Linked DNA regions of Homo sapiens: region 2 is linked to region 1. Evidence: read pairs that join two places in POLR2A ChIA-PET (ENCODE). Cell type or tissue: PC-9. All regions are shown on one strand. Each heading gives the region's core, and the rest is flanking DNA. Links, peaks and the distances in the headings are about the cores only. Region 1 has its middle 36 kb from the start of POLA2. Region 2 overlaps CDC42BPG (CDC42 binding protein kinase gamma).

The links. ChIA-PET counts read pairs that join two places held together with the same protein. Peaks named below come from ENCODE experiments on the same cell type or tissue, not always from the same donor. Only the 100,000 strongest peaks of a DNase experiment are listed, where the experiment ranks them.
Region 2: POLR2A ChIA-PET joins it to region 1 with 11 read pairs; 3 of 35 experiments call an interaction of 5 or more read pairs at or near these places.

The regions. Positions count from the first base shown.
Region 1 is chr11:65,219,660-65,231,834 of GRCh38, forward strand. It overlaps the pseudogene SLC22A20P. Among named protein-coding and RNA genes, the nearest start is that of POLA2, 36 kb to the right of the region's middle. RefSeq lists a silencer at 2,107-2,336 and an enhancer at 6,211-6,410. In PC-9, for the core only: no CTCF peak of the experiment used is centred there; a DNase peak (open chromatin) is centred at 5,422.
Region 2 is chr11:64,817,496-64,829,670 of GRCh38, forward strand. It overlaps CDC42BPG (CDC42 binding protein kinase gamma), which reads right to left. Exons shown (of 37, transcript NM_017525.3): 30 at 11,976-12,175; 31 at 10,191-10,288; 32 at 10,032-10,116; 33 at 9,783-9,903; 34 at 9,555-9,672; 35 at 9,176-9,299; 36 at 8,975-9,060; 37 at 5,557-7,034. The coding sequence ends at 6,978. Among named protein-coding and RNA genes, the nearest start is that of MEN1, 13 kb to the left of the region's middle. RefSeq lists an enhancer at 9,513-10,013. In PC-9, for the core only: no CTCF peak of the experiment used is centred there; no DNase peak of the experiment used is centred there.

The DNA of each region.
Region 1 (12,175 bases), core at 1,815-9,814:
GAGTTGGGAGGTGGGCGACAGGTGAGGTCGGGGAGGGCAGTTCTGCAGGACCCTGTGTCCAGCGTTCTAGGACTTCAGCTTTGTCTCTGAATGAGACAAGAGCCACCGGAGGATTTTGACCAGGGAGAGACCTGATCTGATTTAGGATTTGAGATCTGATAAGATCTATGTGGCTGCCATGTGACACCAGGACGGAAGCAGGGAGGCCGGTTAAGGGGCTGCTGCTGTCATCAAGCAAGAGACCAGGTTGAACTGGGCCACGGTGGCAGCAGCAGAGGCAGTGAGGAGAGCTTAGATTCTGGCTTAATTCTGAAGGATTTGCTGAAGGACTGGACGCACAGGCTTCTTGCCCATTGGGAAGAAGCTTCCTCATTAATTTGTTACAGCTGCCTCGTAAGGGTGTGTCATCATTACTTAACCAGTCCCCTACAGATGGACATTCAGGTTGTTCCAAGTTTTGCTATTTATAAAAATTAGTATTTTCTGTCTTTGCATGGGGTTGAGCACCTCTGCCCATTTTCCTTTTAGCTTGTTGGCCGTTTTCTAATTGATTTGTGAAAACTCTTTCAGTATTAGGGAAATTAGTCTTTCTTTCTTCTTTCTTTCTTTTTTTATTTTTTGAGACAGAGTCTTTAGCTCTGTCGCCCAGGCTGGAGTGTAGTGGTCCAATTCATTTCAGCTCACTGCAACCTTCGCCTCCCAGGTTCAAGCGATTCTTGTGCCTCAGCCACTCGAGTAGCTGGGATTACAGGCACACAACACCATGCCCGGCTAATTTTTGTATTTTTAGTAGAGACGGGGTTTCGCCATGTTGTCCAGGCTTGTCTCAAACACCTGACTCAAGTGACCCGCCCGACTCAGCCTCCCAACGTGCTGGGATTACAGGAGTGAGCCCCCGCGCCCAGCCCAAAATTAGTCCTTTATCTGCTAGTTGGGTTACAACTATATTTTTACATTTTTTGTTGACGTTATGGCTTGACTTACGGTGTTTTGTTTTGTTTTATTCCAATGCGGACATTTTTTATTTTTACGACTCCAAGTTTGTCAACCTCCCCTTTTATTGCCTCTGGGTTTTGTGACTTTCTTGGAAAAGCCTTTCCCTACTCTAAGATTATAAAATAATCTACCATGATTTCTTCTGGCATTGTTGTGGTTTTATTGTTTATTGAGTTCTTTGATCCACTTAGAATTTATCTGGAGTGCAGTAGGGACACCTTTGCCTGTGTCTCAGAGGGTCTCTGGAATGAGTTTAAGTGGTCAGAATCATAAGGGGGGGTGTGGTGAATTAACCACATGGGTAGCTGAATGCCGCTGAATGTCACTGTTTTCTCCCCAGTTGTGGAGTGGATGCCCACACGGGGCCGGACTGTGGCGGGTATTTTGCTGGGGTATTCCTTCACCCTGGGCCAGCTCATCCTGGCTGGGGTAGCCTACCTGATTCGCCCCTGGCGGTGCCTGCAGTTTGCCATCTCTGCTCCTTTCCTGATCTTTTTCCTCTATTCTTGGTATGTCCTGAACAGAGTGGGGTGGGGGAGGGTGCACCTGTGTGGCCGAGTCTTCACCTGGCCCTGTGAGAGGTTGGGGTGTGCAGTGACCGGGGCTTGCTGGACTTGACAGGGGACACAAAGGATGGCAGGCGTTCATGGAGGCTGCAAGCTCTCAAGTCCTCACGAATGGCTACTGGGACGCTCTGGTAAAATCCCTTGCATTAGTGTGGGGCCCTGGAACGTCCCAAGAGCTTTTGCCTTCATCAACTCCTTCGCATCCCTCAACACTTCATAAGTACTCTAAGTGCTTATAAAGTTATAAGAATATAACTGGGGCATATATAAGAGGGTAATGAAGCACAGCCCAGAGAGGGCCCATGACTCACACAAGGCCACACAGCTGGGGTCAGAACCAGATTCAAAACCGGGTCTGGGATAGGTGTGGTGGCTCACGTCTGTAATCCCAGCACTTTGGGAGGCTGAGGTGGGCAGATCACTTGAGGTCAGGAGTTCGAGACCAGCCTGGCCAACATGGTGAAACCCCATCTCTACAAAAAAAATAATTAAATAAATAAAATAAAATTAGCCAGGCATGGTGGTGGGTGCTTGTAATCCCAGCTACTCGGGAGGCTGAGGTAGGCGAATCACTTGAATCTGGGAGGCAGAAGTTGCAATGAGCCGAGATTGCTCCACTGTGCTCCAGCCTGGGCGACAGAGTGAGACTTGGTCCAAAAAAAAAAAAAAAAAAAAAATGCCACGGGTCTGTTGAAATCCTAAGTCCTCTGTAGTTTTGTTTTTTTTTTTTTGGTTTTTTTTTTGTTTTGAGATGGAGTTTCCCTCTGTTACCCAGGCTGGAGTGCAGTGGCGCGATCTCGGCTCTGCAACCTCCACCTCCCAGGTTCAAGCGATTCTCCTGTCTCAGCCTCCTCCTGAGTAGCTGTGATTACAGGCACACACCACCATGCCCGGCTAGTTGTTTTGTATTTTTAGTAGAGATGGGGTTTCATTATGTTGGCCAGGCTGGTCTCAAACTCCTGACCTCAGGTGATCCACCCTCCTGGGCCTCCCAAAGTGCTGGGATTACAGGCGTGAGCCACCGTGCCTGGCCAAGTCCTCTGTAGTCTTTAAATACTGTTCAGTGAGTCTCTGTATGATGTACTGCAAAAAAAGGGAAGCTGGCATGGCCCCCAGACTTCCTGATGCTACAGACAGGAGGACAGGTCATCTTTTTTGGGTCTGAAAGAAGGTAGACAAGGGGGTATTGGGTTTGGGGAATAGAATGAGCTCTACCCAGCCCCAGATCCTTCTTCCTCCTCTCGGTCCCAGGTGGCTTCCAGAGTCATCCCGCTGGCTCCTCCTGCATGGCAAGTCCCAGTTAGCTGTACAGAATCTGCAGAAGGTGGCTGCAATGAACGGGAGGAAGGAGGAAGGGGAAAGGCTGACCAAGGAGGTAAGCGAGCTGGGAGGAAGGAAGGGTGGGAACAGTCTTCAGTCTTGCTGGCAACCTCCAGTTGTACTAGAATTTAGCAACTTCCCAGGACTCACGTGCCATCCAGGTGTAGACATTGGGAATAAACAGGACAGGCAGAGTTCTCATGTGCGAAAGATGTTGTTTAGGTATTGAATGATTGTGTGATTTAGGATAAATAATTTAACTGCTTTGCTCATCAGTCAATCCACCTTTGTAATTAGGAAATAACCCTATTAACCTTGACATCCAGTTGAAATTTTAATAAAATAATAAACTAAAATTATTAAAATAGCAACCACACAGTAAAATTACTGGGGAATCAATAACAAAAGCACCATTATAAATACCATTTATTATAAGATAGTTACCATTTATTATCAATAAGCATCATTTCTCAAGCCCCATGCCGGGCACTAGGCTGAGAGCTTTATGTATGTAATCTCATTTCATGTCTCATTTTTGACAAAGAGGAAATTGAAGTGGGGACAGGACGGGTAACTTGCCTGAGAACACACAGTAGGAAGTGGCAGAACCACTTGGAACCCCTGCTCTTATCTGACTCAATCTCCGAGTCTATACCAGGAATGGGGTGGGAGGCCCTCCAGAACCGCAGAACCTCAGTAGTGTTGGAGTTCGTGTTGGAGCTTCTCAACACCCTGGAAACAGTGTGTTGGCACTTCTCAACACCCCTCAAGTGCCATCAGTCCTTGGACGGAGCGGAGACAAGGGCCAGCCACCTCACCAAAGACCTCAACCCCAGCTCTCCTCCACACAGACGAAGGGGTTCCCAGCAGGGATGTGGGGTCCGAGCTCCCTCGCTTTCCCTGAGCAGAGTCTTCTTACCTAGGTGATGAGCTCCTACATCCAAAGCGAGTTTGCAAGTGTCTGCACCTCCAACTCAATCTTGGACCTCTTCCGAACCCCGGCCATCCGCAAGGTCACATGCTGTCTCATGGTGATTTGGTAGGTGACAGGCTCATGCCCAAGACTTTCACCTGAGGCAGGGGCATGCTCTCTGCCCCCACTGAAAAACTCTGTTCTGAAATACTCTTAATGCAATGAGCAGGTGAGCCGTGTGAACTCAATCTCTTCCCACACCCTTTTTCCAGCACTCGGCCTCTGCTGGATGCTGAGATGTGGTGACAGATGAGATATCATGCTAACCCAGGAACCCCACTTCTGGGCAGTGGGTCTCACCTGGGTGGGAGGACTATTGGAATCACCAAGGCAGCTTTTCCAGAATGTAATTTGTCCCATCCTGATATGCCCTTTGGGCTGGCTCTCCAGTGGATTCTGGGAAGTGTCGCACTCTGGAAAAAACACTTCTGGATCCAGGAGGGGATAGACAGGAAAATTGTAATTTTCATGCAGTGAGACAAGTATCCTAACAGCATTTCTGCTAGCTGGGGCTGCTGACGGCTTCAGGCAGGAGATAGCATTTAGACTGCTTTTAAAAGATGGTTAATTGGCTGGGTGCGGTGGCTCACGCCTGTAATCCCAGCACTTTGGGAGGCCGAGGTGGGTGGATCATGAGGTCAGGAGATTGAGACCATCCTGGCTAACATGGTGAAACCCCGTCTTTACCAAAAATACAAAAAATTAGCCGGGCATGGTGGCGGGCACCTGTAGTCCCAGCTACTCGGGAGGCTGAGGCAGGAGAATGGCGTCAACCCGGGAGGCGGAGCTTGCAGTGAGCCGAGATCATGCCATTGCACTCCAGCCTGGGCGACAGAGCAAGACTCTGTCTCAAAAAAAAAAAAAAAAAAAAAAAGATGGTTAATCAAGTTTGCAAGGTGGGCAGGAAGGAATACCTAACAGGTTCACAGGCATGAAGATGTGAAATGGACAAAAATACAAAGGCAGCCCATATGCAGTAGCACCACCAGCTGCAAGCTGACAAATCCTAAGGGGAAGGGCTGATAAAAAACAACCGTGTTGATTTCATTCCACTGGATTTCCTGCACATTTAAATAATTGGTATTGATACTTATGAAGCAGGGAGTGCAGGCAATGAATTACTATCTCCTTCCTTCCTTCCTCTCTCTTTCTCTTTCTTTCCTTCTCTCCTTCCTTCCCCCCTCCCCTCCCCTCCCCTCCCCTCCCCTCTCCTCTCCTTTCTTTCCACGGAGTCTCCCTCTGTCTTCAGGCTGGAGTGCAATGGTGCGATCTCGGCTCACTGCAACCTCCGCCTCCCGGGCTCAGGTGATTCTTCTGCCTCAGTCTCCCAAGTAGCTAGGACTACAGGCACATGCCACCAAACCCAGCTAATTTTTGTATTTTTAGTAGAGACGGGAACTATCTGTTTTCTGTAGCAGACTGGGGAGTCTCTTTTAGTAGATATCAGCTGGGCTCTGAGGCCAGACTATCCAAGTGACCTGAGCAAGTCAGGGAGCCCAGCCTCCTGGGGCCTCTTTCCTACTTCTGTAAGGTCCTTGTGAGGATCCAGAGTTAAGACATGAGGCCAGCCCGGGTGACTCATGTGTGTAATCCCAGCACTACGGGAAGCAGAGGCGGGAGGATTGTTTGAGCCCAGGAGTTCCAGACCAGCCTGGTCAACATAGGGAGACGCCCACTACCTGGGGGTGGAGGGGTATGTATACCTGTGGTTCCAGCTACTTGGGACGCTGAGGTGGGAGAATTGCTTGAGCCCAGGAGTTTGAGGCTGCAGTGCCCTGTGATTGCACCACTGCACTCCAGCCTAGCTGACAGAGCGAGATCCCATCTCAAAAAAACAAAAACAAAAACCAGTTAAAGCACGTAAAGCACTTAAACCACAGGTTGCCCCCTGGGAAGCTCTGGGGTATAGAGTCTTTCCTCCGGTTTGGATTTGGGGCTGTGACCCCTGTGTACTGGGAAGATGGGACGGCCCCCAACTCTGGGAGGCTGTGAGGCCTTCTGTCCCCAACAGCGTGGCAGGCAGCGCAGTTCCGGCTCTGGGGAGCAAGGGGGCTCCTGCGAACCCGAGTCCAGGAATGGGCGTCTTCCTGCGGTAGCCCCTGCCGGCCTGGGCTTGCCCTTCGTCCACCTTCCTCTTTCCGCGAGGGAGAAACAGATCCTGAGTTCAAAATTCCAGAGCTGAAAGTCCTCTCTTGGATCCTTCTGGAAACAGCAAAAGCCCGTTTTTGCTGAGAAAGTGACTCGGCAGCTATCCGGAGCTCTCTGCCTGCAGGTGGGGCCATTCTCCTATGGAGCCGACCCGACCCGCTCAAAGCTGCCCCGGGAACCGCAGGTTTGGTTCGCGCACGCCGGGACTTGCCAACCGCACCCGAAAAATCGGGGCCATGTCCAAATGTTTCGCTTCGCTGCCGGCAGGGAGCCGCGCCGGGCTCGCTCCTGGGATCAACTGCACAGTCCTGGCTTTGGGGAGCGGGAGGCGGTGAGCCTGCCCGCCCCCCGACCCCTTCCTCACCAGTGTGTCTGGGGTGAGGTGGGGATGGGGAGTCCTGGGGTTCGAAAAAGGATGGGGGAGGAGAAAGAGGAAGTGTTAGGAACTGGTGAACTTTCACAAACTTCCACAAACCCTATTGTAAATGCCTTCAATTAACTGGGATTTTTTTCTTTACTGGTTGATTGATTTAAGACAAGGTCTTGCTCGGGCACCCAGGCTGCAGTGCAGTGGCACAATCATAGCTCACTGCGGCCTCGACCTCCCAGGCTCAAACGATCCTCCCACCTCAGCCTCTGTAGTAGCTAGGACTACAGGTGCCTGCCACCAAGCCCGGGCTCATTTTTAAAAATAGAGATGGGGTGGGGTCTTGCAATGTCGCCCAGGCTGGTCTAGAACTCCTGGACTGAAGCGATCCTCCCCCTTGGTCTCCCAAAGGGCTGGAATAACAGGGTTGAGCCACCTTGTAGTTTTTTTCTAAATTCTGAGAAGCATGCATACTCATTGTTAAAAACATTTTTTCCCCAAACAATCCAGAAACAGGCAGTGTAGTTCATTGGTTAAGAAGCAGGACTCGAACGTACTCCTTTGGTTTGAATCTCAGCTCTGCCACTTACTGGCTTTGTGATCCTTGACAAGTTACTTAACCGCTCTGTGCCTCAGTTTCTCCATTTGTAACATGGGCATCATAATAGAACCTACCACATAAGGCTGTTGTGAAAATTAGTCTGTAAAGCAGGTAGAACAGTGCCTGAATATGAGTTGTTTTCTGTTATCAGGTACATAAGTGCATGTCCCTCTCAACCTACTCTCCCTTCCACCTCTGAACATCTCCCATCTCCCATTTCTGTCAGGCATGAATTTGTATCCTTGCAGCTCTTAGTACATACATGACACCCACATACTTACACACACACACACACACACGTTCTTATAGAAATGGATTTAATAGGGGCTGGGTGTGGTGGCTCATGCCTGTAATCCCAGCACTTTGGGAGGCCGAGGTGGGCGGATCACTTGAGTCAGGAGTTCGAGACCAGCCTGTCCAACATGGTGAAACTCCATCTCTACTGAAAATATAAAAATTAGCCAGGTGTGGTGGCACGCACCTGTAGTCCCAACTACTCAGGAGGCTGAGGCAGGCGAATCACTTGAACCCGGGAGACAGAGGCTGCAGTGAGCCAAGATCTCGCCACTGTACTCCAGCCTGGGCAACAGAGCGAGACAGAGTGTCTCAAGAGAAAAAAAAAAAAGGATTAATACTCTACCTCTTCTGCTTTTGTTTTTTTAATAACTTAATCACATCTGTAAAAACTTTTACAACATTACATGTAACCAGCTTCCGGCATGTGATAGCTTTGCAATAAATATTTGATGAGTGAATGAACCAATGAGTGAATGAATGAATTTTAGAATATTGTGAGCCACAGAATTATAAGATGAAAAGGAATCTTAGAGAATGTCTGGTCCATTCTCCCTGCCACTGCCAATCTCGCCTGAGTGGCAATGCTGGCTAGTCGTGGTCCAGTCTCTCTGGGAAGACTCCGTTTCTAGAGCTCACATTCTCAGGAGCCTTTCCCCCTTCTTTCCTCCTAGGTGAGCAGACACGTTAACAAGCAAAAGAACTGAATGTAAAACTGGTGGTTTTTGACTGAGTGTCCCTCAAATTTCTCAATGGCCACTTTATTTTTTGTGAATGTTATAGTCTTATATTGCTTATAACAAATCACCATAATTTAGTGGCTTAAAATAACACCCATTTATGAGCTTACAATTCTGCAGGCCAGAAGTGCCAGCTGGGTTCTCTGCTCAGGCTCTTAGGAGGCTGAAACGAAGCCTCCTTTCTGGAGGCTCTGGGGAAGAATTCACAGCCAAGTTCATTTCAATTGTTGGTTCGATTTAACTGCTTGCAGCTGTAGGATTTATGTCTCCATTTCCTCACAGGCTGTTCATAAAAGCCACCTACATTCCTGGCTAAGTGGCCTCCTCCACCTCAAAGGAATATCTTCCTCATATCAAATCTCTCCCATGCTTTGAATCTCCAACTCCCAGTCTTTGACCTCTAGACCCAGATTTAAATCTCATGTTATTAGATCAGGCCCTCCCAGAAAAATCTCTGTTTTAAAGTTAAGTGATTTGGGACCTTAATTACATCTGCAAAATCCTTTCACAACACCTAGATTAGTGTTTGAATAACTGGGAGAAGGTTTGTGTACACCCGGGCCAGGAATTTGATGGACCATCTTGGAGTTCTTCTTCCCACATACAGGTTTATTTGTTTTTTTGTTTTTGTTTTTGTTTTTGTTTTTTCAAGGCAGAGTCTCACTCTGTCACCCAGGCTGGAGTGCAGTAGTGCCATCTCAGCTCACCGCAACCTCTGTCTCCTGTGTTCAAGCAATTCTCCTGCCTCAGCCTCCTGAGTAGCTGGGACTACAGGTATGTGCCACCATGCCCAGCTAGTTTTTGTATTTTTAGTAGAGACGGGTTTTCTCTATGTGGGCCAGGCTGGTCTCGAACTCCTGACCTGAAGGGATCTGTCTGCCTCAGCCTCCCAAAATGCTGGGATTACAGGCATGAGCCACCGCACGTGGCCCACATATACTTTTTATTGAAGTATAACACACATGCAAAAATGCACAAGGCTCAGCTTGACAAATTCTCACAAACTGTACACACCCATTAATCAACACACTGGTCAAGAAACAGAACATGATCAGCCTCCAGAAACCCCGTCCCCCCATGTCTTCTTCAGTCATTACCCTCCCCTATGGGAATCACTATCCTTATTTCTAATGCCACAGATTACATTAGCCTGTTTTTGGGCTTTATATAACTTGAGCTACATAGTTTTTGTAATTTATACCGTTTGTGAGATGCACTCATGTTGTCATATGTAATTTAGTTCGTTCTTTCTTCGTGTATAACAATCCATGGTACGAATATACTACTTGTGGTAGACAGAATAATGACCCCCAAAGATGTTTGAATCTTTATAGCTTTTCTGTAAATATATATTTATTACAAAATAAAAATTATTTTTAAAAAGCAAGGTATGCAGTAGAATAAGATACTTGCAGAAACCAATATCCAACAAAAAACCATATCCAGAAAATATATCTACGTCTATATATAATGTATATATATTACTAGAAATCAATAAGTAACATTCGTCCCCATCCTAATCCCTGGAATCTATAAATATGTTACCTTCTATGGCAAAAGGGACTTTGCAGATGTAACTAAGGATCTTGAAGGAGGATTACCCTGGATCATCTGAGTGGGCCCAGTACGATCACAAGGGTCCCTACAAGTGGAAGAAGAAGGTCAGAGTGAGAGAGAGACCTTTGGAGACGCTGTGTGCTGCTGGCTTTGAAGACAGAGGAAGGAGCCACAAGTCAAGGAATGCAGGCAGCCTCTAGAAGCTGGCAAAGGCAAGCAAACAGATTCTCCCATGGAGTCTTCAGAAGGAACACAGCCCTGCCCACACTCTGACATTAGCTCAGTAACACACGTTAGGCTTCTCACTTCCAGAAGTGTAAGATAATACATTTGTGTTGTTCTATGGCACTAAATTTGTGGTAATCTGTTACAGCAGCAATTGGAAACTAATACAGAAACGTTACCAATTTTTTTTTTTCTGAGACGGAGTCTCGCCCTGTTGCCCAGGCTGGAGTGCAGTGGCACGATCTCAGCTCACTGCAACCTCCTCCGCCTCCTGGGTTCAAGCAATTCTCTGCCTCAGCCTCCCGAGTAGCTGGGACTACAGGCGCGTGCCACCACGCCCGGCTAATTTTTTGTATTTTTAGTAGAGACAGGATGGTCTCAATCTCCTGACCTTGTGATCCGCAGATCTCGGCCTCCTGAAGTGCTGGGATTACAGTCGTGAGCCACCGCGCCCAGTCTACCTATTTTATTGCTGAAGAACATTGGGCTTTTCCCAGGTTGGGCTGTTACAAATACTGCTGCTATAAATATTCTTGTACATTTCTCTTGGTGAAAAAACACACTTGTCTGTCCTTCCTTCCTTCCATCCTTCCTTTCTTCCTTTCCTTCCTTCCTTTCCTTCCTTCCTTCCTTCCTTCCTTCCTTCCTTCCTTCCTTTCTTTCTTTCTTTCTTTCTTTTTCTCTCTTTCTTTCTTTCCTTAAATATGGAGACAGGATCTCACTATGTCGCCCAGGCTGGTCTCAAATTCCTAAGCTCAAGCAATCCTCCCACTTCAGCCTCCCAAAGTGCTGGGATTACAGATGTGAGCCACTGCACTGAGCCCACGCTTGCGTTTCTGTCAGATACATACCTAGGATTGGAACTGCTGGATCATAAAGTATGGGTGTGTTTCTCTGTAATAGAAGCAAGCAGTTTTCCAAAGTGGTTATACCAATTCACACCCTCATTAGAAGCATATGAGTTCAACTTGTTCCACATCCCTAGTAACACTTGGTATTGTCTGTAATTTAATTTTAGCCATTATAGTGAGTGTGTAGTGATACTGTACTGTGATTTCCAATTTGCACTTCTCTGATGTCTAAGGAATGTAAAAATATTTGCATGAACTTATTGGTATTTTGGATGGCTTTTTTTTAATGAAATGCTTATCCAAGACTTCTGCCAATGTTTCTACAGGGTTATCTTTTTTCTTATCGCCTTACATAAGAATTTTTTTTTTCTTGGCCAGGCGCAGTGGCTCATGCCTGTAATCCCAGCACTTTGGGAGGCTGAGGTGGGCAGATAACTTGAGGTCAGGAGTTTGAGACCAGCCTGGTCAATGCAGTAAAACCCCATCTCTACTAAAAATACAAAATTAGCTGGGCGTGGTGGTGTGCGCCTGTAATCCCGGCAACTTGGAAAGCTGAGACAGGAGAATTGCTTGAACCTGGGAGGCAGAGGTTGCAGTGAGCTGAGATTGCGCCACTGCACTCCAGCCTGGGCAAAAAGAGTGAGACTCCTTCTCAAAAATATATATATACATTTTATATATATATATATATACACACACACACACATTATATATATACATTATATATATACATTATATATATATACACACACACATATAAACATGTATATATTTTTTTCTGGATAAAATTTATTTTCTGGATATTGGTTTTCTTAAATATATTCTGTTAGCTTACCTTCATAAAATTTTGGAATAAATGTGTATTTATTCTTCTATAAATGTATAATTATAGAAAAGTTGCAAAGATAGTACAGAGAGTTCCTGTATCCACTTCACCCAGTTTCCCCTCATATTATCATCTTAAATTACCTTAGTACATTTGTCAAAAGTAATAATTTAAGATTGGTAATTTACTATTAACTAAACTAGAGATTTATTTGGATTTCACCAGCTGGTATATCCCATTACATTTAGTTATTATGTCTTCTTGGTCTCCTTTGATCTGTGACTGTTTCTTAGTCTTTCCTTATTTGTCATGACCTTGACAGTTTTGAAAAGTATTGGTCAGGTATTTTGTAGAATGTCCCTCAATTTGAATTTTTTTTTTCTTTTTTGCCCACGTTGGAGTGCAATGGCATGATCTTGGCTCACTGCAACCTCCGTGTCCCGGGTTCAAGGGATTCTCCTGCCTCAGCCTCCCAAGTAGCTGGGATTACAGGCATATGCCACCACACCTGGCTAATTTTTGCATTTTTAGTAGAGATGGGGTTTCACCATGTTGGTCAGGCTGGTTTTGAACTCCTGACCTCAGGTGATCCACTGGCCTGGCCTCCCAAAGTTCTGGGATTACAGGCATGAGCCACTGCACCTGGCCTCAATTTGGATTTGTCTGATGGTTCTCTCATGACTAAACTGGGATTGTGGATTTGGGAAAGGA
Region 2 (12,175 bases), core at 2,061-10,060, 400 kb before region 1:
GTGCGGCTCTCCAGGATGACTGTGGGAGTGAGTGGCTGAGGTAGGATAGACGACAAGATCCAGTGGGAAGAGGGCTTCAAGGAACTGGGAGGCCCAGCATAGATATCAACATGTCTAAGAATTAAGACAGAAGTAGGTTGGAGTGATGGCAAGCCAGGAACTAAAATGATCTAGAACTGGGCCGTCATGGGTTGGGAGATGTCAGAAACCAAGTGGGTGGCATCAGCTGATAACTGGAGTTCAAACCTGAGTGTTTGAAAGGAGGAGGTGAAGTACTATCTTGGGCAGAAAAAAAATAAAAAGGAAAGCAAAAGAGGAGGGAGCAGAATGTCTATAAGTGATGAGGGATTATGGAGGATGCCTACCCCAACTCTTCCAGGCCCATCGCAGGAGGGGTGCAGGAGAGCCTGCGGGGGGTTGCGGGGGAGACAGGAGTGGTGGTGACCTCAGGAGTCCAAGGTTTCTGCTAGAGCAGGAGGGATAGGAACTGTCTGGAGAAGGTAGTGAAGACCAGGAGATTTTGCTAACGATGGACCATCACCCCCAGAGGGAACAGAGGACATCTGCCAGGAGCTGGGGAGGGGTGGAGATGGAGTCAGAAAAGGGGATGGCCGGAGTTGTCCCTGGAACATCTGAGCCTCCTGTGGTGAAATGACACACAGCAATAAAGGGCAAGACCACTTCTGAGGGTCTCGAGGTTGGCTGGGGGTTGGGGGGCCCAGCTGTGAGTGTGAGGACAGGGGATGGAAGGGTCTGAAGCTCCAGTGGGATTTCTGCTGCTAAAGACAAGGAGGCCCTGGGAGGGTGGTCCCTCTGGACATCGCCAATATGGGTATGCATTGAACAAGCTAAGAGAAAGTCATCTCATGGGTGGAGGGGAGGGAGTCAAAGGGGAATTCGGCCCCTAATTTCTTTTCCAAAAAATTTTGTGTATTGTTGTAATTAAAATTAATTTAAAATAACACCAGCTAGGTATATTCTTTTTTTTTGTTTTGTTTTTTGTTTTTTTTTTGAGATAGAGTCTCACTCTGTTCGCCAGGCTGGAGTGAAATGGCACGATCTCGGCTCACTGCAAGCTCCGCCTCCTGGGTTCAAGCGATTCTCCTGACTCAGCCTCCCGAGTAGCTGGGACTACAGGCACGTGCCACCATGCCCAGCTAATTTTTGTATTTTTAGTAGAGATTGGGTTTCACCATGTTGGCCAGAATGGTCTCAATTTCCTGACCTTGTGATCTGCCCGCCTTAGCCTCCCAAAGTGCTGGGATTACAGGCGTGAGCCACCGTGCCCAGCTAGGTAATATTCTTGACTTAAAAAGTTTAATCTAGGGGGCAATGGAAAAATAAATAAATAAAAACAAAGTTTAATCTAGATCAGGTGCAATGGCCCACTCCTGTAGTCCCAGCACTTTTGGGAGGCCGAGGCTCTTGAGGAGAGTCACTTGAGGTCAGGAGTTCAAGACCAACCTGGGCAACATAATAAGACCTTGTCTCTACAAAAAAAAAAAAAAAAAGAAAAAAATCCACCAGGCATGGGCCTGTAATCCCAGCTAGTTGGGAGGCTGAGGCAGGAGGATCACTTGAGCCCAGTAATTCAAGACCACAATGAACTATGATTGCACCACTGCACTCCAGCCTGGGTGACAGGGCCATGTTAGGCAACAGGGTCGTGCCATGTTGTGCAGGCTGATCTCAAATTCCTGGCCTTAAGTGATCCTCCCACCTTGGCCTCCCAAAGCGCTGAGATTACAGGCGTGAGCTACGGTACCTTGCCAAATAACATTTTTGACACAACTGTACCACAAAGTAGGTGACTTAAACAACATAAATTAATTGTCATGGCCAATTTTTTACTTTTTGTAGAGACAGAGTCTCGCTATATTGCCTAGGCTGGTCTCGAACTCTGGGCTCAAGCAATCCTCCTGCCTCAGCCTCTCAAAGTGTTGTGATTACAGGTGTGAGTCACTGTACCAGGCCTGGCTTCTTATTCTTAAGACATAATTGCTGAAATATTTAGATGTGAGATTCAAGATGTCTGCAACTTACTTTCAATGGTTTAGCAAAATACATGCTATATAGATAGGAAGCAGAAGCAGCAAAATGTTTATTGGTGGATCTAGGGGAAGAGTATATGGAGTTTTTTTTTTTTTTTTTTTTTTTTTTTTTTTGAGATGGAGTCTCACTCTATCGCCCAGGCTGGAGTGCAGTCGCACGATCTCGGCTCACTGCAGGCTCCACCTCCCAGGTTCACGCCATTCCCCTGCCTCAGCCTCCCGAGTAGCTGGGACTACAGGTGCCCGCCACCACGCCCAGTTAATTTTTTGTATTTTTAGTAGAGATGGGGTTTCACTGTGTTAGCCAGGATGGTCTCCATCTCCTGACCTCGTGATTCACCCGCCTCGGCCTCCCAAAGTGCTGGGATTACAGGCGTGAGCCACCGCACCCGGCCTTTTTTTTTTTTTTTTTTAAGATGGAGTCTCACTCTGTTGCCCAGACTGGAGTGCAGTAGTGGGATTTCAGCTCACTGCAACTTCCGCCTCCCAGGTTCAAGTGATTCCCCTGTCTCAGCCTCCCAAGTAGCTGGGATTACAGGCGCCCGCCACCCGCCCTGGCTAATTTTTTTTTTATGTTTTTAGTAGAGACAGGGTTTCACCATGCTGGCTAGGCTAGTCTTGAACTCCTGACCTCAGGTGATCCACCCATCTCAGCCTCCCAAAGTGCTAGGATTACAGGCGTAAGCCACCACGTCAGGCCTTTTTAAATTTTTATTTATTTATTTATTTAGAGATGGATTCTTGCTCTGTCGCCCAGGCTGGAGTGCAGTGGCACGATCTCAGCTCACTGCAGCCTCCACCTCCCTGGTTCAAGTGATTATCCTGCCTCAGCTTCCTGAGTAGCTGGGATTACAGGTGCGCACCACCATGCTCAGCTAGTTTTTGTATTTTTAGCAGAGATGAGGTTTCACAATGTTGGCCAGGCCGATGTTGAACTCCCAGCCTCAGGTGATCTGCCTGCCTCAGCCTCCCGAAGTGCTGGGATTACAGGCGTGAGCCAGTGCCTGGCCGGAGTTCATATTCTTTCCATCTTTCTGCAGGTTTGAAATTTAACATAGGCCGGGTGCGGTGGCTCACGCCTGTAATCCCAGCACTTTGGGAGGCCGAGGCGGGCGGATCACGAGGTCAGGATATCCAGACCATTCGGGCTAACACGGTGAAACCCCGTCTCTACTAAAAATACAAAAAAATAGCCGGGCACGGTGGCAGGTGCCTGTAGTCCCAGCTACTTGGGAGGCTGAGGCAGTAGAATGGCATGAACCCAGGGGGCGGAGCTTGCAGTGAGCCGAGATCACGCCACTGCACTCCAGCCTGGGGAACAGAGTGAGACTCTGTCTCAAAAAAAAAAAAAGAAAGTTAACATAAAATATTGGGAGAAAATTAATTTTTTAGAAGTGTAAAAATTTGTACATCTGAAAGTCTTTTGGCTGAATTACTGCTGGGCACTGGGAAGCAGCCGTTTCTCCAGTTTAGTGAGGGACAGCTCCAGGTCTCAGCTTGCCACAGGCCTGAGTATCTCCATACAGGGCTCTCTCTTTGAGTCTCTGCACCTCAGTAGGCCGAAGAATATTTCCTGAGTGGGCCGAAGGCATTTTCCACCATGATCTTACTCGTCTCACCAGAACCTCCCATGAGATAGTTTTTTTGTTTTGTTTTGTTTTTGTTGTTTGTTTGTTTGAGGCAGGGTCTTTCTCTGTTGCCCAGGCTGGAGTGCAGTGGTGCAAACATAGCTCACTGCAGCCTCAAACTCCTGGTCTCCAGAGATCCTCCCACCTCAGCCTCCCAAAGTGCTAAGATTATAGGTGTGAGCCACTTCAGCCAGCCTGTGATAAGTTTTATTTTATTTTGAGACAGAGTCTTGCTCTACCACCCAGGCTGGAGTGCAGTGGCGCGATCTCAGCTCACCACAACCTCTGCCTCCTGGGTTTAAGCCATTCTCCTGCCTCAGCCTCCTGAGTAGCTGGGATTACAGGTGCACACCACCACACCCGGCTAATTTCTGTATTTTTAGTAGAGACGGGGTTTCACCATGTTGGCCAGGCTAGTTTTGAACTCATCCGCCCACCTCGGCCTCCCAAAGTGCTGGGATTATAGGCGTGAGCCACCGTGCCAGCCCTGAGATAGGTTTTACGATTCCCATTTACAGATGCGGAAACTAAGGCCAGGTAACTTGCCTGTGGCTGCATAGCTAGACCAGAATCCAGGCTGCCTGACTCTCATGCCTGGGCCCCTAACCAGGCCCTAGAATTCCAGACACCCTCCAATCCCCATTCCCAACCACGTAGTGGCCCCGTCTCTTTTCAGTACTTTCCCCTAGCTTTAGGGCCTGCCATAAGCCTCAGAGCATAGCCATTGGCTGCCCCAGGCGTGCCCTGAAGCTAGGGCACACTCCTTCCCCTCCTTCCCCATTCAGCCCAGCCTTGAGGCCTGGGTCCTGCTAAGTCTTGGACACCCCAGCCAAGAATAAGTGAAACCCCTCCCAGACCTTCCCCTGCTCCCTCTTCATCAGCCTCACCTGGGTGGGCAGCAGGGCACTGGATACCCATGGTGTGCCCTTCGGATCCACTTCCCCCTTCTCCACCCTGCTCTGTGCCAAGACTGCCCACTACAACCTACAGTTACTGAGTTTTTTTTTTTTCTTGAGACGGGAGTTTCACTCTTGTTGCCCAGGCTGGAGTGCAATGGCGCGATCTCGGCTCACTGCAACCTCCGCCTCCTGGGTTCAAGCGACTCTCCTGCCTCAGCCTTCCAAGTAGCTGGGATTACAGGTGCCCGCCACGATGCCCGGCTAATTTTTGTATTTTTAGTAGAGATGGAGTTTCACCATGTTGGCCAGGCTGATGTCAAACTCCCGACCTCAGGTGATCCACCTGCCTAGGCCTCCCAAAGTACTGGGATTACAGGTGTGAGCCACCAAGCCACGACTTTTTTTTCCTTTTTTTTTGAGACAGAGTCTTGCTCTGTCACTCAGGCTGGAGTGCGGTGGCACAGTCCGCCCGCTTTGGCCTTCCAAAGTGCTGGGATTACAGGCTTGAGCCACCGTGCCCAGCCAGTTCACTGAATTCTTGGAGCCTCTGGCTGCTGGTTGAATTTGGACAAAGGGAGGCAGAAAATGGGAGGGAGTGAGGCGGAGGAATTTATTTCCTAGGCTGCCTTTCAGCTCAGCCATGGTCAAGTTTTACCAAAAGCTAGAGCTCCTGTCGGGTAGCACCACTGCCTCTTCCTGCCTGGGTGGCCTGGGGGTCCTAAGAGCTCCTCTCTGCTGCCCGGGCCCTGAGGCACTGCCATTCATTGGTGTGTTCCCTTAGCACTGTGCATGCTTCTGTAAACTGCCCTTCGTTAGTTAAGTCCCTTCATTTACCCCATTTGAATGTCACCTGATTCCTGAAAAGGCAGGGAAGACAATCTGGCCTTTAACTGTCTGTGACACCCCCACTGTTCCCTCCATTCCTAATCTCCCACCTTCTGAACCCCAAGAGGACAGATCCAGGCAAGGAGGCCAGCAGCTTACAAAGCTGTCTTTATTGGTTTCCTTTTCTTTTCTTTTTTTTTTTTTTTGAGACGGAGTCTCACTCTGTCACCCAGGCTGGAGTGCAGTGGCGCGATCTCGGCTCACTGCAAGCTCCGCCTCCCGGGTTCACGCCATTCTCCTGCCTCAGCCTCCCGAGTAGCAGGGACTACAGGCACCCGTCACCACGCCCGGCTAATTTTTTGTATTTTTAGTAGAGATGGGGTTTCACCGTGTTAGCCAGGATGGTCTCAATCTCCTGACCTCGGGATCTGCCCGCCTCGGCCTCCCAAAGTGCTGGGATTACAGGCGTGAGCCACCGCGCCCGGCATCTTTATTGGTTTCTTGCGCCTCACAGAGCATCAGGGTCTGTCCCTCCTGGGAATGTGGCATTTGAGGAGATAAATACTTATTTTGCCCCCCACACTTCAGTGGGGGGAGGTTTAATAAAAATAGTAATATAATAACAATATAATGACTGTGATCAATAGTAAAATGCGCCCTAGTTTCCAATACACAACTGGTTGAAGATTCGAGAAAAACGACCCCCTTTCTGGGAAGGGCCAGAGTGTGCCCGGAGACCCTCCAGTGGCCCCCACTGGGTACCCATCTCCCACCAAAAAGCCCTTATAAATACCCTCCCCATCCTGTCCCTGTCCAGGATTCTCTTCCCCGATGGGAGGATTGGCTGACAGTGTCAGCCCCGCCCACTGCACCCCTCCCCAGAGAAAGGACCCTTTGTTCTCCAGACTCCCTCTCTCCTCCATCCCTCTTTTTGTCTCCCTCCTCTTCTTCATCGCTCCTCCTTCGTCCCTCTCCCCTCTTCCTCTGCACGGCTTCTACCTCCTTCCAATTCCTATCACCTCCTCCTCCACTTCCTTCCTCCTATCCTGTCTCTCACCTCCTTCGCCTACATCCTTTCCCTCCTTCTCTATCTTCCCTTCTTCTGGATCACAGCCTGTTTTTCTCACCCAGACGCTAAGCAGAGACGGGGACATGCCCCATCTTGGCCTCAGCTGGGAGTCAGACAGTCCACAGATAAGACCTCCAACCTGTTCCCAGAGACCCAGTCCCTCTCCATCCCTCATCCCAACTCTTACAAGCCTCTGGGGGCTTGGCACTGGAAATAAGAGCTTTGGCACAATCACCCCTGGACACCAGAACAAAAGGGGCCATTCTATTCCCAATGGCTTAGAAAGGCTGGGGCTGGGAACAGAGGGGTAAGGCAGGATGAGGGCTGGGAGTCAGGACCCCCAAGTCCTGGGAACCCAGGCAAGTCTCCCAGTCATTGCCCAGCCCGGGTCCTCCCTGAGTCCGAATTTCCATGTCCCGGACCAGCCGGAGTATGGCATTCCTCAAGCTCTTTGCTCCCTCATGTCCTTCTGCCCTGGGATTGGGGTGGGCCCTAACAGAGGGCATCAAGGAGAGCTCTCCAATTCAGGGGATAGGGGGAGGCTTCGGGGCCGTTCTGAGACCTGCAGGAGAAAGAAAAGGAAGTCAAGGGGTAGGATCAGGAAGAACTCTTTCCTCATAGGGCTGGTGGGTCCTGGAGGCCCCCTTAGGACCCATCACCCACTGTATCAGGGCCCCTGGAGGAAGCCAGATGTGAGGTGAGGAGTAGAGGTGGTAAATGGGTCACTGGAAGAACCTGGAGAGCTCCTACTTAACTTTGAATGGACTCAAAGTCCTTTTTTTTTTCTTTTTTTCTGAGACAGAGTCTTGCTCTGTCGCCTAGCCTGGAGTGCAATAATGGCATGATCTTGGCTCACTGCAACCTCTGCCTCCCAGGTTCTAGTGATTCTCCTGCCTCTGCCTCCCAGGTAGCTGGGATGACAGGCATGCACCACCATGCCTAGTTAATTTTTGTTTTTCGTTTTTTTTTTTGGAGACAGAGTCTCGCTCTGGAGGCTGGAATGCAGTGGCATGATCTTGGCTCACTGCAACCTCCGCCTCCCAGGTTCAAGTGATTCTCCTGCCTCGGCCCACCAGGTAGCTGGGATTACAAGCATGCACCACCAGGCCCAGCTAATTTTTGTATTTTTAGTAGAGACAGGGTTTCACCATGTTGGCCAGGCTGGTCTTGAACTCTTGACCTCAAGTGATCTGCCTGCCTCAGCCTCCCAAAGTGCTGCGATTACAGGGGTGAGCCACAGCGCCCAGCCTCAAAGTCCCTTTGTTCATTCACTCCATTCTTCCTTCAGTCGACCACATGCTTTACTCTGGGCAGAAGAATGAAGCCTGACCCCCACCACCAAGGAGCCCACAGTCAACAGAGGAGAACAGGCACCAGAAGAAACCCACAGCACAGCAGAAGCTGCAAGGAAGGTGTGGAGGGAGCGGGGTGGCAAAGGTGGCACCAGCCCCAGGGAGGCAATGACTACCTGACCAAGCGGCCAGGAAGGCTCCTTTGAAGATGATCCTGGTGGGTCACCTGGAGGGCAGTCTGATGTTGGTTAAGGTGAAGATAGAGAAAAGGCATTCAAAACAGAGGGGACTGCAGGGGCAAGAGCCTGCAGGTGTGGAAGAACATGGCAAGCCCCAGGGCTCCAAGTGGCCTGGTGTGACGGGAGTGGGTGGATGTGTGTGCTGTAGACGTGGCTGCAGGGGGAATGGGAACCTCCCTGGCTTCTCTTAGGTTTTCCCCTGCCCTCATTCAGAATGGACTGCTCCCTCCTCTGACCCCCCAACTCCCTGCTGTGGACTGGGCCTCTATTAAGAATCCCAAGAGTGGCCGGGCATGGTGGCTCACATCAGTAATCCCAACACTTTGGGAGGCCAAGGTGGGCGGATCACTTGAGGTCAGGAGTTCGAGACCAGCCTGGCCAACATAATGAAACCCCATCTCTACTTAAAATACAAGAATTAGCTGGGCATGGTGATGCATGCCTGTAATACCAGCGACTTGGGAGAGGCTGAGGTAGGAGACTTGCTCAAATGTGGGAGGTGGGGGTTGCACTGACCGAGATTGTGCCACTGCACTCCAGTCTGGGTGACAGAGTGAGACTCCATCTGGAAAAAAAAAAAAAAAAAAGAATCCCAAGAGCTCCCCTTCTGTGGCACCTTCCCCATGCCAGGTACTATGCTGAGCCCTTCGCAGGTATCATCAGCTCATGCAGGCCTCCCAGAAACCACATCATTTTACAGGTAAGACAAGATCAGGGAGGTTGGGCATTTTGCCCAGAGCCACACAGCTGGAACAGTCAGAGCCAAGATTCCCACCTAGGCTGGCCTGCATCCAGGATCCTGCTGGTGCCCACTGGTGGGGTGAGACAGGTAAGAATCTGCATCTCGTAGAATCGAGGGCAGGGATGGGCTCAGCTTGTTCCCTAGCCTAGGTCACTGTGCAAGGCCTAGCATAAAACGGAACTGCCTGACGTTTGAATAGGGGACGGACAAGCCTCCCGGACCCGCTCACCTGCATTAGGGAGGTTGCAGGGCTCAGCGATCCCTGGGGGCAGGACACAGACTCGCTGGACAGGGATGTCCAGGGTTTCCTCTTCACTGCTCCAGCAGCAGACGAGGAGACAAAAATACCAAGATCAGATTTCAGGGATCCAAAGGGGGTAGAAACTTGGGGTGGGGGGTGGCACACTGGAGGCTGAGGGGCTGCCCTTACTGGGGTCTGCGTCTCCACCGAGGCCTTCGCTGCCCATGGAGGCTGGGCGCCGCAACGCCTCGGAGAAGCTGTGGGGCCGCTGTGGGCCGGAGCCGCGGGCAACTCGGCCCTTCTCTTCGGGAGCCTGTTGGGTGACAGTGCGGAGGGGCTGGGACTAGCAGGCACAAGGAGGACAAGAGGCCCAAGGCACAACAGACCAGGACAAATGAACGCCACTGGGCCCCCAGCCTGGTTTTACTTAAGTCCCAGGTAGCAGAAGTGTGAGTCCCAGGCCTTAGGAGTAATTACAGCGGCCCGTGATTGGCTAGAGCTCACCACAGAGGCCGGTTATTGGCTCAGCCTCACCAAAGTGGCTTGTGATTGGCTCCAGAGGACTAACCGGGGACTTGTCCCTGGCGCCGGGCCGCCCGTTGGCAGGGCCCACGTGTACTAGGTGGTTGAAGTTGGTAGGCGGCGAGATGAGCTTGGAGCGCACAAAAGGGTCCTTCAGCATCTCCCTGTGGGCGGAGGTGTAAGTAGTGGGTGGCGAAGCTCCACCCTCCCTTCGACCCGTCCACAAGCGGAGGCGGCCCCACCCAGCCTCAGCCCCCGCGTCGTGCACGCGCACCTGCGCTGCTGCTTCTGCTGCTCCTCCGACACGCGGAAAAAGAAGCGGCGCTTGCTCTTGGTGCGGAACAGCTGGCGCCGGCTGTTGTCGGTGAGGTCCGGGATGTCGAACTCGTCCTTCTCTGTGGGAGAAGTGGAGAGCTGGGCTGTGCTCACACATTCCCGGGGCCCAGTCAGCTGGCATTCAGGGCCACACAGCCACACGTGCGCACTGGGGAACGCACACACCCGTACACACGCACTCCCTCACCTGCCAGCTGGTTCCTGAGGTAGGTCAGGCGGACCTTCTCGGTGCCGTAGAGGAACAGGGAGCCCTCTGGATTGAGGGGCCGCACCTGAGGCAGCAGGCACAGCGGTCAGGCCACGCCTCCACCCCCGGCGCTACCCCAGGGCTCTGGCGGACCCTCACCTTCTTGAGCGGCACGGTCTGCACCCATTCTGCCCTCCTCACGTCAAACACATCGATGGAGTTCTCGCTGAACACTGTCAGGTAGGGGGCCGCATACCCTGCGGGCACGCCAGGCACCTCTGAGCTGTTTCCCCCTCTGTTCCACAGGGAACACCTTGTCCCCTGCCACAGCACAGTAACTACCATGCCCCACGCTAAGGTCCTTCCTCTGAAGACTCCCTGTCGCCCGGCCCAGCCTCCACATCAAATCAGAGATAACCCTGGACCACTCACCACATGCCTGGCTCAGTTCTAAACACGACATGCTTTTCCTGCCTTAATTTTCTAACAACTCTGAGCAAGTACTACTGTTATAATCCCTAATTTCCAGATGAGGGAATGGAACCCCTGGAGCCATGTGATGGTCAAGGTCAGGTCACTCAGCTGGTCCTGAGAGCTGCGATTTGGCCCTGGGCAGCTTGGGTGATATGCGGCACCCAACCTGCAGGCCCCACCCCAAAGAGCCATTGCTCACGAAGGACACTCTGCCCCTCTCTTCCAGCCCTTACCCATCATGCTAGTTACTTGTGCATGCACCAGACTGCCCCACTGCCTCATTCATTCATTCATTCACTCTTCCACTCATTCCTCCAAGCCCATCGCCCCTGGAGTGTGCCACCCTGGGCTGGGGGCTTGATGTGGATGAGGAAACCAGCCCCGGCCCATTCTGTGGGACCCCAGTGCACCAAGCCAGTCATGAAGTGGAGGCGATGAGAGCCGTGACACAGGTCTGGACGGAGAGAGAGTGGGGCAAAGAGAAGGAAAGGACCAATGACGGGGAAGCAGGGCGGGGAGCACGAAGGCAATGGTGACCACAGCAATCGCAGCGGTTATCTTTGGAGCGCCTACCAGCTCCAGGCCCTGAGCTGACACTGGGGTGGTACCTAGTTAAGAGTTTGCCAGGTACAGGCCGGGGCCGGTGGCTCACACCTGTAATCCCAGCACTTTGGGAGGCCGCGCGGGAGGATTGCTTGAGTTCAGGAGTTTGAGACTCCCAGCCTGCGCAATATGGCGAAACCCCATCTCTGAAAAAATACAAAAATTAGGCTGGACGCGTTGGCTAACGCCTGTAATCCCAGCACTTTGGGAGGCCAAGGCAGGTGGATCACTTGGTCAGGAGTTTGAGACCAGCCTGGCCAACATGGTGAAACCCCGTCTCCACTAAAAATACAAAAATTAGCTGGGTGTGGTGGCGTGCACCTGTAGTCCCAGCTACTAGGGAGGCTGAGGCAGGAGAATCACCTGAACCCGGGAAGCAAAGGTTGCAGTGAGCCGAGATCACACCACTGCACTCCAGCCTGGCGACAGAGTGAGACTCCTCTGTCTCAAACAAAACAAAACAAAAATTAGCCAGGCGTGATGGCACACACCTGTGCCCCCAGTTACTCGAGAGGGTGAGGTGGGAGGATCACTTGACCCCAGGAGGCGGAGGTGGCAGTGAGTCGAGATTGTGCCACTGTACTCCAGCCTGGTGACAGACAGAGACCCTGTCTCAAAAGAAAAAAAAAGTTTGCTAGATAGAAACAAAAGGAGAGCGGCTCAGGCAGGAGAGGAGCATGAGCTCAGCCATGGAAAAGGAAGGTCCCCTGCAAGCCACAGAGGGTGGGACAGGGTGTTGTTGGGCTGGAGGATGCAAACTGGCACCAAAGGCCTCCAATGCCAGGCTCATGAGTTGAGGCGGGACCCTGTCTTCACCCACCCACTGAAGGTGCCTGGCCCCCCTGCCAAGCCCTCAGCAGGCCTTACCCCAGCCCATGGGCGCTGCTGGCCACAACAGCTCGTGGCCACGAGACTTGCGGCCTGCGCCATCCACGTAGATGCCAGCAGTGGTGAAGAGTAGCAGGAACTCGCTGAGGCTAAGCTCCACGGCACCCAGTGCCTCACCCAGGCCCCCGCGGGATGGTGGCAGCTCCTCAGGCACCAAACCGGCCCCCAGCGCCAACGGC